Regions from separate parts of the Mus musculus genome. Here region 2 is linked to region 1. Evidence: chromatin contacts called from ENCODE Hi-C or POLR2A ChIA-PET data. All regions are on one chromosome and are shown on one strand. The core of a region is the stretch at or near the end of the contact, and the rest is flanking DNA. Distances in the headings are between cores, read along the strand shown. Region 1 holds the start of Laptm4a (lysosomal-associated protein transmembrane 4A). Region 2 has its middle 20 kb from the start of Gm33483.

Region 1 (6,150 bases), core at 998-3,497:
TCTGGTTTGAATCAGTCCAGTTGAATTGTGTGGTCAGCTGGTGAACTGATCTGAGGATGATGATATGACACATCTGGCCATGGGTTTGCTGCCTCCTGGGCACAGCTTATCCTGTTTCTCCCTCGATGTGTAGTAAGATACCACAGGCTCTCCTAGAGTTTCTGTAGGTTTGCAAAAGGACTGAAGTGGCAAGGCCAAGGCACTACCATTTTTCCAAGCGCTCTTTGTTTGTTCCACATTAGTGGAACTAGTGAAAGGGATTGAGTTCCTGAAAAACTGGGCTCGTACGTCTTGATGGGAACTAGAGGCTCATAGGGAAGACAAATACAAAGATGGGAAGATTAGTTGGCCATAAGCATCAAAGATAGCCTTGAAACAAAGCAAGAACAGAAGGGCCAATGGGGTTGTGGGCATGATGAATAAGGGGGCTTGAGAAGGTAGGCTTATACAACCTATGCATGGCTGTGACAAAATATGATTGTCAGAATAAAGGGGATGAGGTGATCAATAGATTCCCAGGAGTATCAAGTAAGAAAAAGGTCAGGTATGGCAAAGCTCAACCATGAGAGGCTTTTAGGGTTATAAGGCTAGGTTTAACAGCAACAGCATGGGGAGAGGGCAGATCGAAGGGAAAAGTGAGAAAGGCAGGCACCAAGCATAAATATTTTTTTGAACAAGAAATAAGATTGTAAGTGTTGGAGAAGTAGCTCGGTACAGTTTACCTAGCATGCACAAACCCTGGATTTGTGACAGACGTAGGTAGGGGATCAGGAGACAGAAGCAAGGGGGTCAGAAACTGAAGAGCATCCTAAGCTACATAGTGAGCTGGAGGCTAGGTTGCGATCATGTCATAAAACAAAAATAGAAAGGAAAAGAGAAAGAACGGGGAAGGGAAATTGAGACTATGAATTAAAGAGGGGCTGGGAAGATAACTCAGTGGTTAAGAACACTTGAGGACCTGGGTTTGGTTCCGAGTACCAACATGGAGGCTTACAACCAGTCGTAACAACAGTTCCTGAGAATCCAACACCCTTTTCTGGCCTCCAGTGGGCACTTTACCCACTGAGCCATCTCCTTATGCCCAGTCCATGTTCTTAACAGACATATATAGTATATTTTCATTAATAAACTTCTAGCATTGTCTACTGGCTTCAATTATGGTAGGCAAAACACTCATATACATAAAACACAGTCTTCTAAAAAACCAAGTGTTTTCTGCTCTTTCAGATGCCTAGAGTTCAGTTCCCAGGACCCACATCAGGCAGCCTGCAATTTCAGCTCCAGGGGGATCTTATGTCTGCTTCTGGCTTCCTCTAGCGACTGCTACACATGTAGCGTTTTTTCACTCACACACATATTCTAGGAACCTTAAAGACCCACAAATCCTGCATCCCCCTCATTTGCTTCCTCATACACTAGGCTAGCTGGCCAGAGAGCTTGCAGGGATGTCTCCTCACTCAAGACATCTGTCTGGCTGTAACAGCTGGGTTTTACAGAAAGGTAAAGCCACAGCGTCTGGTTTTCCATGAATCCTCACGATTGCTTTGCAAGCACTTTACCCACTTACCACCTCTTCATATATACTATATTTTCATTAATAAAATTCTAGCATTGTCTACTGGCTTAAATTATGGTAAAGGCATGGATTTTGTCCTGACATCTCTTCCCTTCCTCTTTCCAAAATACTTTTGAGGTTCTTTGAAATTATTCAGTGTTTATTTGATTATGCCTATTATCCACAGCTGCACACTATGGTACAGTTTCATTCCTTCTCAAGGTAGCTACAAGCCTTGTTTGTTTGTTTGTTTGTTTTTGAGACAGGGTTTCTCTGCATAGCCCAGGCTGGCCTTGAACTCAGAAATCCACCTGCCTCTGCCTCCCAAGTGCTGGGATTAAAGGCGTGCGCCACCACAGCCCGGCTGATAGCCACAAATCTTAAAACAAATACAAAATAAATTCAGTCAAAAACTTGACTCAGTTAATGAGGATCATAAGATGTTAGAAGGAACTATAGAGTGAATATAAAGCACCCATTGTTGAAGTAAAAATGATAACTGAATCACCCAACTTATGTCAAATGGCTTTCTCTGAGAAGAGGTATGAGTCAGTGAGTCTCGTGTAACATGCTGTAGAAATGTCCAGCATCCCACAGAAAGTTGAGGCTCACTCTGGCATCAGAGCATGCAGAAAAGTGTGGCTTGTTTCTCACTTAAGACACACTCTCTCATTCTCTATTTTTTTTTTTTTTTTTTGCTTGTTTTTCTGGCCTATTTCAATGTCCTTCACAATCTTTCTCTTCAAGAAGAAAAAAAAAATCACTATTATCTGTATAAACTCAACAGCTAAGCGGTTTCTCCACTTTATCATGCTGTCATTTTCCTTAATCCCTTGGCCTTTGGCAGAGTCCAGTGGTATTTATTGGCTCCCTCTAAGTAGGCTTCAGAGAGATGGGGGAAGGACAGAAATCCAATCCTTTAGCCTACTTGCGAGCCCTCCTTTCTGGTCTGAGCCTAGAGGGCCACGCCAGAATGGTAGCCACGCCCCTTCCCGCAGGCACGCCCCGACAGGCCCAACAATAGAGCACGAATACGTCACGTGGGCCTCGCAGTGACAAAGACAACGTGGCGAAAGACAGCGCCAAAAATCTCCGTGCCCGCTGTCTGCCACCAACTCCGTCTTGTTTCACCCTTCTCCTCCTTGCGGAGCTCGTCTGGGAGACGGTGAATTACCGAGTTACCCTCAATTCCTACAGCCCCCGACAGCGAGCCCAGCCACGCGCACCGCGGTCAAACAGCGCCGGAGAGAGTTGAACTTTTGATTGGGCGTGATCTGTTTCAATCTCCACATCTTCTCCAATCAGAAGCCAGGTAGCCCGGCCTTCCGCTCTTCGTTGGTCTGTATGTGGCAGAAGGCGGAGGGAGAGATTCCGAGCCGACGTCCCGCGAGAGCGGCGCCGGGCGCCCAGAGCGCAGGCGCACAGGAGTTGGCAAGGGCCCGGGCCGAGGGCGGGCCAGAAGACGCGTCCTTTGGCTGTGGACACCGTCGTAGAGTCGTCTGGGTTGAACCGCTGGGCCGAAAGCTTTTGTCAGGGGCCTGGGCGAGAACGAGGCCCGCGAGGTTCCGGATGGTGTCCATGACTTTCAAACGGAGCCGCAGCGACCGGTTCTACAGCACCCGGTGCTGCGGCTGTTGCCATGTCCGCACCGGGACGATCATCCTGGGGACCTGGTACATGGTAAGGGCTGGCTGGCAGGGCCGCTCCACCAGGCCAGTGCGCCTGCGCGACAAGTGGGCCTGGTGGGCAGGGGGCGGGGACGTGAAAGTTGTTGGGGCGCTACTTTTCGGGGTGCTTTTAACTGTGAACTGAGGCTTTACGAGATGGGGCTCCCCAGGATTTGGGAGGGGATGGGAATAGGATCGTCATTTCGGGTTCGGGAAGTGCGCAACCCTCATCCCGCCCCACCCCCCCATCGAAACAATTATTGTCCCGCAGTTATGCAGCCAGTTCGGACGTTTTGTCCGAATCGAAAGCGAAATCCAGTTCGGGTGCCTCCTGCAGTTTTTGTTGAGGCGTTCGGTGATGTAGCCAGAGGTCTCTGTTTTGAGTCTAGACGTTAGCCAGAATTTACAGTGGGTCAGATTTTCCTCATTACACCCCCTCCCTGCCTTGTCAGGTGGGTTTTCATCCCAAGGCCGCCTTGGTTTGGAAGAGATGTTTATTGAAAGCCTGCTATGTCCTTACTGACATTTTCTGGGCTCCAGGATCTGTGTGATTCTGTCACAGCAGATGGACGGGCTTGTTGGTTCCATATTCGGCAGAAAGTCTTGTGACTTAAAAAAAAAATTAGTTCCCAGTATCTGTTCATATGAACTTATTTGTTGCGATTTCCAAACCCGTGATTTTTTAAAGATAGTTTTAAGCAATTAAACTTTGCCGAAGCTTTGAGGAACATGTTTTGCTGGCGTGACCACTTGGATGACTTTTGAAATTTCGTCGTGGGGGTGGGGGGTGAGGGTAGGAAGTGGAGTTAGTGTGCAGTTTCTGATACTTACATGAAGAGCAAAGGAGGGAGAGGCGTACCCCTGTCCTCTCTTCCTTCTCTTTACTCTTCCCCGCCCAGTATCTTGAAGTCATTAGTAACTTTGGCAGAACACCAGATGAAAATCTTCCTCAGGCAGATGGCTTCCCAGCCCACCCCAGGGGACTATCAGACCTCTGCAGGATTGCAGCTTTTTCCGTCTTGTATCCTTATGTACATTAGAGAAGAGCCCCAGGAAAGCTTGAATGTGGTTTGGTATGCTTGCGATGAGGTTATTTTCACGTTTTCAGTACTTCTGTACTCAGAGAGTCACCCTACTGCTTCTGTAGAATTAATTCCATCACATTTTCTTTAAGAAACTGCCTCCTGCATACATTACCTGAGCTGTAGTTCTGGACCTGGACTAGTTACTGACAATCAGTTGGGTTGTATATCTCACTTTCTGTTGCTTTCCTTTTTGTTAAGAGTATGGGTTTTTCATTTCTTTGTCCTTCACCATCTTCCATTCTCTTAAATGATTAATTCTTGTCTTCCCCATCGTCCTCTTACCTCCCTGCTTTCTCCCAGAAAATGACCTTCATTGAACTTAGCAAAGCAAATAGGATTGGCACCTGGGATTCTTGCCTGAAAACTTCATCTTCCTGTTTCTTCTTCCATCCCTCCTCTTACACAGCTAACACCCATCTGCAACTCCAGTCCAAGGAGAATCTAGCCTCTTGTGGCCTCTATAAACATTGCACACAAGTTACCACAAACATGAAGACAAAACACCCACACAGTGAAATAAAAATAAACAAAAACTAAAATTAGGAAAAAAGTCCTTGCTATAGTTTTTCAATCTGCATTTTGAGTTCCCTCAAACAAAGGCCACAGCATCAAAAACTCCGACTAACAAAGAGTATAGAGAAATGCTGCCAATATATCTGAATGACTGAAGAGGTGTTTTTTTTCATCTTAAAAGGTTTGAAGCCCTTTATAAGTGCTGGGAATTGCACCCAGGACAGCAACTAGTGTTCCTAGCTACTCCAGCGTGCCCTCCCCCCCCCCCCAGGTTTTTGTTTTGTTTTTAACAGAGGGATTGAGAGAGTTCTAAATCTGTAGCACAACTGAAGCTCTTGGTGTGAAAAGCACACACACACACACACACACACACACACACACACACACCCGCCTTTGAAAAGATGCTGTCTTGAATCAACTTCCAGCTTAGAATATTGTAAACTGTTTCAGTTGGTTTGTTTTAATTCATATAAGAGACTTATTGCCTGTCTTCAGTGTAAAGGGCTCTGAGGAACATAGGAAGGGGATGATAGATGGCCCATATTACATGCCTTCAGTATTCTTACTACTTGTTGCATGGTAGGTTCTAGCTCTGCTTACTTTGGTCATGACATCATCCCTTGATGGTGATGGTATTACAGAGAACTTAGGAGCACAGCCAGGGAAGTGGAACTTAGAGTCACAGAGGAGAAGGGGCACAGTGATGCAGATTCTTATCACATTGAGGAGGAGAACATTTGTTTTGCTTAGTATGTTATTGTTGGTGACTTTAAAAAGTGTACAAGCCTTAGTTCTACAGTAGTGTGAAAACATACTTTCTGCTAGTTGGGGTGCACTTAGGAGATGAAAACAGTATCATGTATAATGCCTCCAAATAAAGAGGTCTCGTCCAAATTCTGCATTCCATTGCCATAGCAGAGACATAAGCTGACAACAGCTCGAATGACCTTTCCTCTTTATTTCCGCCTTGCCATTGTTCCCTTCCTCACCACTTTGTCATGAGCACTGCTGTTTGATTCCAGGGGACAGTATGTCTGGACCTGTGTGGGAGAATAATGAGCCGCCAGGTTGTCTGGACCAAGGCCTGCATTTATGATGCTTTCTGTGGTGTTTGAAACGTGGAGGCACAGCCCTTCCTCCTGCTGGTCTGGGACACTCTGTCAGTGACTGATATTGAAACCTTTGAAATCTAGAATTAACATTGATTTTTTTTTTTTTTTTTACATACCATCATGTATGTCAAAGGATTAATTGAATGGAGCCTATAATATAAGTTCTTGGGAGGTGGTATCAGGAGATCAGAAGTTCAAACTCAGCCTTGGTGATAGGC
Region 2 (6,150 bases), core at 2,086-4,585, 61 kb before region 1:
AGACTAAGCCCTGCTGGAGCTCATCTAGGTTCTGGGGCTTCCTGGACAAGAGCTGCAGGAGAGTTAGTGGCCCCTCCCTCCCACCCCTGGACCTGGCCCAGGTCCAGACCCCATGAGGATAGCTCCAGCAGAAAGGCAACGCACACATAACTGGACAAAACCTGACAGAATGATAGGGTATGCTTTGAAGGCTCCAACTTGGTACATACATTGGCTGAGTGGTTTGTTACGCTTGTCTTGCTTGCTGGCTGAAGAAGGGGAGAAGCAGTATATGTCTGCTTGTGTGTGTGTGTGTGTGTGTGTGTGTGTGTTCATGTGTGTGTGTATTCATGTATATGTGTATATTCATGTATGTGTGTCTTCATGTGTGTCTTCATGTATGTGTGTATTCATGTATATGTGTGTGTTCATATGTGTATGTGTTTGTGCATGTGCACCTGTGGAGTGGCATATTCAGAGAGTAGGACAGGAGAGAAAGGACAGTCAGAGGCAGTTGAGCAGAGAGACCAGGGGGACAAGAGGGAGAGAGTGAGCCAGCAACAGAGGTGAGAAAGACCCAGACACCCTGGTTCTTGATCCTGAGCCCTGCAGTGTCTGATTCTAGCTGCCCCAGGCCAGGTCTTTCAGGTCTGTGGCTCAGCAAAGTACCTAGGTCTTGAACTGTCCAAACTGCTCTCCCCTGCGCAGCAGAAGTAACTAGTATTTAGGAGTAAATATTAATTCTAAAACACAGACAAAGTATTCCAGTCCTGTCCCCGGGTCACTGGAGTTCCAGGGAGAGGATAGAGGGAAGAGAGAAAGAGGCAGCGCTGACAGATCAGGTCTTCCCCACTCTCTGTAGCAGAGCCAACGCTGCAGAGCGAGAACCACTGGAGGGCGTTAGCCGTTAGAGGCAGGGAGGGCAGAAGGGCAGGGAGCGATAGAGTCTGCAGCAGTAGATGCTGGAAGGACAAGGCTGGGGGGAAAGAGGTCAGTCTTGCCTGAATAACCTGCAGAACTTTCCAGAAGTAAAAGGAAGGGAGTAGTTCCTTGGTACTGTATGCCAAGCCAAAGACCCAAGCTTGGCTGAGTCTGTACCCTCCCCCCTCCCCCCATGCTGGGCCGAAAGAAGGAAACAAACAAAACAGTGGTGTGACTAAGGGAACACTTTCTGATAGTTCTAAAAGATGGAGCTTTCTTCAGGTAGATCCTGGAGTGAGGCCCTCAGATGTGGGTAGGGGCATGGTGACTCGGGGAAGGAAGGGAGGGAAGGAGGGAGGGAGGGAGGGAGGGAGGAAGGAAGGAAAGAAGGCAGGCAGGCAGGCAGGCAGGCGGGTGGGCGGGCGGGCGGGCAGGGCAGGCAGGCAGGCAGGCAGGCAGGCAGGGCAGGGCAGGCAGGGCAGGCAGGCGGGCAGGCAGGCAGGCAGGCTGGGGTAAATGTCCTGAGACTGGGCCCACTTACCTGTAGCCTGTTTAAGGCAACGCCTCTGAGATGTTCCAGAATTATCTTCTTCAAAGTCTCCACTTTCCCAGGTCACTTAATCACTGACTTGTAAGGGCTGCACACGCCCTCCATGTTTCTTAGAGAGAAGCTTTGCTCCTGGATGTGGCCAGCTGCAAGGGCCACATCTCTAACCACATCTTACCAGCTGGAAGATCTTTCCTGGCTAGCTTTATTTATTTATTTATTTTAAGATTTATTCAATTATTACATGTAAGTACACTGTAGCTGTCTTCAGACACCCCAGAAGAGGGCGTCAGATCTCATTACAGGTGGTTGTGAGCCACCATGTGGTTGCTGGGATTTGAATTCAGGACCCCTGGAAGAGCAGTCAGTGCTCTTAACCGCTGAGCCATCTCTCCAGCCCTCTGGCTAGCTTTATTAAAGTTTAGTAGTGGTGGGACTATATCTTCAGATGCACAGTTTGATAGGCTGAGCATCTTTATCTCCCTACAGACACCCCCACTCCATTGCTCATGCAACCCTTGTATTGAGTTCTGTGCGACAATATTGCCTTTTGCAGGGCTTCTACGAGTTGGAATTTTGTCTGTTCACGAGGCTTCTCCTAGCCGCTTCATGCCAACAAGCTAACACTAATTCCTCAGGCTGTTATTGGACATGCTACTGTTTTGTTCTTGATTCTTGATTTCTTTGTTCTGTTTGGTGTGTGTACATGTTATGCATGCATGTGTGTGTATGCGTCCACGTGTGTGAGTTCATGTACATGAGGGTGTATGTGGAGGCTAGAAGTTGCATTTGGGCGTTTTCCTTAATCACTTTCTATTTTGGTCACCGAGGCGTAGTCTCTTGATGAACTCTGAGCCTGCCAATTCTAGCTGCTCTAGATAGCCAGGTTGCCTGGGCTCACCGGTGGCTGTCGTGCCTGCCTGGCTTCTGTGTGGGTGTTGCAGATCTGAACACTTGCACAGATGCTGAGCCATCACCCTGTCCCTATATTGTCCCTTTTTATGGTGGAGGACCACATTAAATTGATAGCCAAGAATCAGATCATCTACTCCCCAGGGCATGTCCTTCCCACATTTCAGGGATAATGAACAGAGCACTGGTGGGAGGGGGCCCGTTTCCCCATCCCCCACACTGCCCAGGAGAGGAAAGAAGGCCGGTGTCTGAGCCCCTGGCACGAGAGGCAGAGACTATACAGGAAGGCAGACTTGGGACCCGACCATTGCAGTATTTGAAAAGACTTCCTGAACAGCTTTCATGTCATCAGCCACTGCTATGTGAGAGCCTGCTAGGTTCTTCATCACTGTTCTTTATAACCCAGCCCACCCTGGCTCCCCTACACACACCTCCCCTGCAAAAGCCAGAAACAAGCTCTCACTGGGTGTGTGTGTGTGTGGTGTGGCGGTGGTAGCAACTCATTCAGGACTGAAGAGCTGTTTGGAGCCAATCAGGACTCAGCCCTGAGTTGGTGGCAATTGTTTCTTCCTCCCCATACTGTCTTCCTGGAGGAGGTAACCTTGTCCTAGGAGTTCCCAAGGTTACCAGCAGCAATAAGACCAACGGGGACGCAACTTTGATTCCCCCGAGAGCCTAAGGGCCCTTCCCACAGCACTGGCTTGACACAGATGGCCCTGTGGAAGGCTCTCCAGCCTCTGATTAGGAAAATGTTCTCTCCAACAGCTCTGGAATGTCTAAGATAAACTTGAGGGTAACAACTATGTAAGAACCAAGCCACTAGAACTGGGATGCTCAGGGCCAGGCAGGCCCAGACAGATCTGCCTCTACTGTGCTGGCACCACCGACTCCCAGGACACTGACTGCATCAGCCTTTTTGCTGGGAGGCAGGATGAGGATGCCAAAAGCAGGGCTTCAGCTGTGTGTGCCCCCACATCAGCCCCCAGCCCCCCACAGCACTCTGCCGCTGGTGCTGATCCTTTCCATGCCTTTCCAGAAGACCCAGAGGGGCAAGGATGGGCTCGCAGTTCAGAAACCAGAGTGAGGCCTGTGTCGGCTGTCTGTTCCCGTCTTCTTGTGGTCTCAGTTTTCCCACATAAAGCACGAACCAGGGAGAATTCTAGATCTTCGAGGTACTAATGTTGTTGCAAGGGGGCTAAGAACTTGGAGCAGCCCCTTGAGGATGTAGAGGGCCAGCCCTTCTCTTTGGCATAGGGGAAAGTCTCAGCACTGCCTGCAGTCTCTATTGGCTGCTTAGTCATGGGATGTTCCCAGCTTTGGTCTCCCATGTGGACTTTGGGTGAGGCTTCCTGGGGCCCCTAGGTTTGGTAGTAGGGTAGAAATGGGACAGTAAGGCTGGAACAGGGCTAAGACTTAGATCCTGGCCTCTGGGACAGCATAGTTTTTGCTGTTTTGTTTTTCTCCCTTGGAGAAGGGACTTGTCCTAGGTCAACTTTTAAGAACTCCCTTGCTTTTCTTGGCCCTGATAAAGAACTGGCATCTCCAGAGAGAAGAAGGGAAGCGAGGGAGGGGGAAAAATCCATAGGGCCAGGCCTCGCGGGAGAGGGATAGGGAGAGGGAGAGGGAGAGGGAGAGGGAGAGGGAGAGGGAGAGGGAGAGGGAGAGGGGGGAGGGGGAGGGGGGAGGGGTGGGGAAGGGGGAGAGGGAGGGGGAGGGAGAGGAGAAGAGAGGAGGGCCGCTCCACCGAAACCAGGTCAGCCTCTTGCCATTCCTGACTAGTATCCCAGCGAAACTGGCGAGCACACACCTGAGGCCATTTGCTCGGCGTCTGGGGTTTTACGATCAGAGAGCAGTCTGAGGTAAGCAAAGGATGAGTTCATCTCCTCGCCCCCGCCCCGCCTCCCTCCTGTGGTCTGTGCCAGGCCCTGAGGCCTCCACAGCTTGGCCCTGGGGCGCCTGATCACAGAGTGTGGGGAAGAGGTGTCTCCTCAGTTTGGAGCATGCCCACCTAGGCCCCCTGGCTGTGGTTAATGGGGGAGAGGCTGCCAGCAACTTGTCCTAGCCAGGATGAGGGGGGAAGAATGGGGGAAGTTGAGGCAGACAGAGACAGGTAATCGTTTTCATCTACTCCTGCTTCACCCCAGGTCCTGTCTCAGCGCTGAGATTACAAGGTGTGTTCTCTCACAGGCTTGACTTACATTCTGAAACACGACAGAAGGTGACCCTGTTTTCTGGAAAGTTCCAGAAGGTCATTGACTATCTCTGCTCCCCTTAACCGCTTTCTTCACAGGACTCCTTCTTCATCTGGGACCCGCTTCCCTTTTATACACTAGAGCCCCCCTGCTCAGGACACTGGGTGATGTGCCAATGGACTGATAGACTTTGAGATGTAGCCTGCCATCTTGGAAGCTCTATGCAAAGCCCAGCTCAGAAAAGCTGTCTCATTTTCACTATGGGTGGGCTCTGGATGCAGGGTGTCAGCTCTTTTCTTCAGCTCTGCCAGAGATCTCATAGACATGTCCCAGACCACTGACTCTGGCATAGAATAAACCCTTGGGGCTGTTTCATGGCTTCCATCAGCTGCCCCAACACTGTCCTCCCCAGCTCTCATACCTTAGCCAGCCCTTGGGAGAGCCTTTCAGAACTCCGAAGGCTTAGCTAGTAGAGTAGGGGCAGCAGGTTCAGGGCTGGCTTCTGTTGTGAGGAGTAGACAGGGTTGTGGACCTAAGTACCAGCAGAACGCTCTGGGGGCCATGGGGTCAGAGTCTCCGGACAGACTGTGGCTCTAGTCAGATTGAGAGTCTATGGTCAATCTGGCTTCTACATGCTTGCTTTTCTTAAGTTCTTCTTTGTGCCTCCCTCCCCCTCTCTCCTCTCATCCTCCCCCTCCCGCTCCCCTTCTCTTGTTTTGCACAAAATCCTCATGCTAGAGAATTTCCCACATAGTCAATCCCTTCTCAGTCATGGCAGAAGCCAGACATGCCCCACAGCCTCCTTAGGGAAGACCATGGGGACAAGACAGTACTGTCTCAATGTTGATGAAGAAGAACGCAAGGGTTTTCTTTAGATAGTGCGGTATGAAGGCCTCTGACCCTTCAGTGTAACAGTAGCAGAATTCTGGTCTAGCCACATAGTGGAACAGTGATAGTGCAGCTCCTAGCCTGTGGCTGCAGAATTCTTGGCTTCCTAACCTCCAAGTCAATCTTGGGCCTCCCAAGGACTCTGAGCTTCCTAATGACCTTGACCACTCATCTAGAGTGGATTGAGTTGTGGTCTACCTTCCTTTTTTGCAGAAGTCTGTCACTCAGAAAAACTCACTGGGTAGAAAGAGATGGCAAAAGGAAGCCCGGCCCTAGCAACAGGTTTTAGAAAGGCTGGGAACTCTGGGGATGTAGCCTGGGGGCAAAAGTGCTTACCTGACTGCTGTGCAACACTGGGTTCTATCCCCAGCGTTGGGGAGCATAAAGCAAGACTTCTTCTCTAACGGTCCTTCCAGCTGCTCCTGCGTTTATGGACCACGCCCACACTCAGCACCTCATTTGTTCCATGGGTGACCCATGTTTTAGTTTGGGTGCCTTCTGTGTCTCAGGTGATAATGGATCATATGGTAATTAATTTAAATGGTACAGAAAGCGAGTCTCTGTTACACAGGAAATGAAGACACTAAATGTGCCTCAGGGTGGTTTGGGGATGGTTAGGGCTGTTTGTCTGTCTTCTGCTTCCAATATTCTGCTGCCGGTTGAAGTTTCTTCTCTCCCTCCTGGCCTTATACTACACCACATATCAGGTGC

What was found. Hi-C counts contacts between places; a loop is a spot of excess contacts on that map. ChIA-PET counts read pairs that join two places held with the same protein, here RNA polymerase II (POLR2A).
Region 2: a map of T-helper 17 cell shows a loop between it and region 1 (1.9-fold over the local background). The contact joins the enhancer-like site here to the promoter of Laptm4a in region 1. A Hi-C loop is called at or near these places in 1 of 37 maps with a recorded cell type or tissue (T-helper 17 cell). POLR2A ChIA-PET finds 5 or more read pairs at or near these places in 2 of 5 experiments (both embryonic stem cell).

The regions. Positions count from the first base shown.
Region 1 is chr12:8,919,060-8,925,209 of GRCm38, forward strand. It overlaps Laptm4a (lysosomal-associated protein transmembrane 4A), which reads left to right and starts at 2,248. Exons shown (of 7, transcript NM_008640.2): 1 at 2,248-3,235. The coding sequence starts at 2,900.
Region 2 is chr12:8,856,630-8,862,779 of GRCm38, forward strand. No RefSeq gene overlaps it. Among named protein-coding and RNA genes, the nearest start is that of Gm33483, 20 kb to the right of the region's middle. Within about 2 kb of position 3,336, at least 2 of the 3 ENCODE cell types and tissues checked have a DNase peak (open chromatin) inside an H3K27ac peak, as active enhancers do.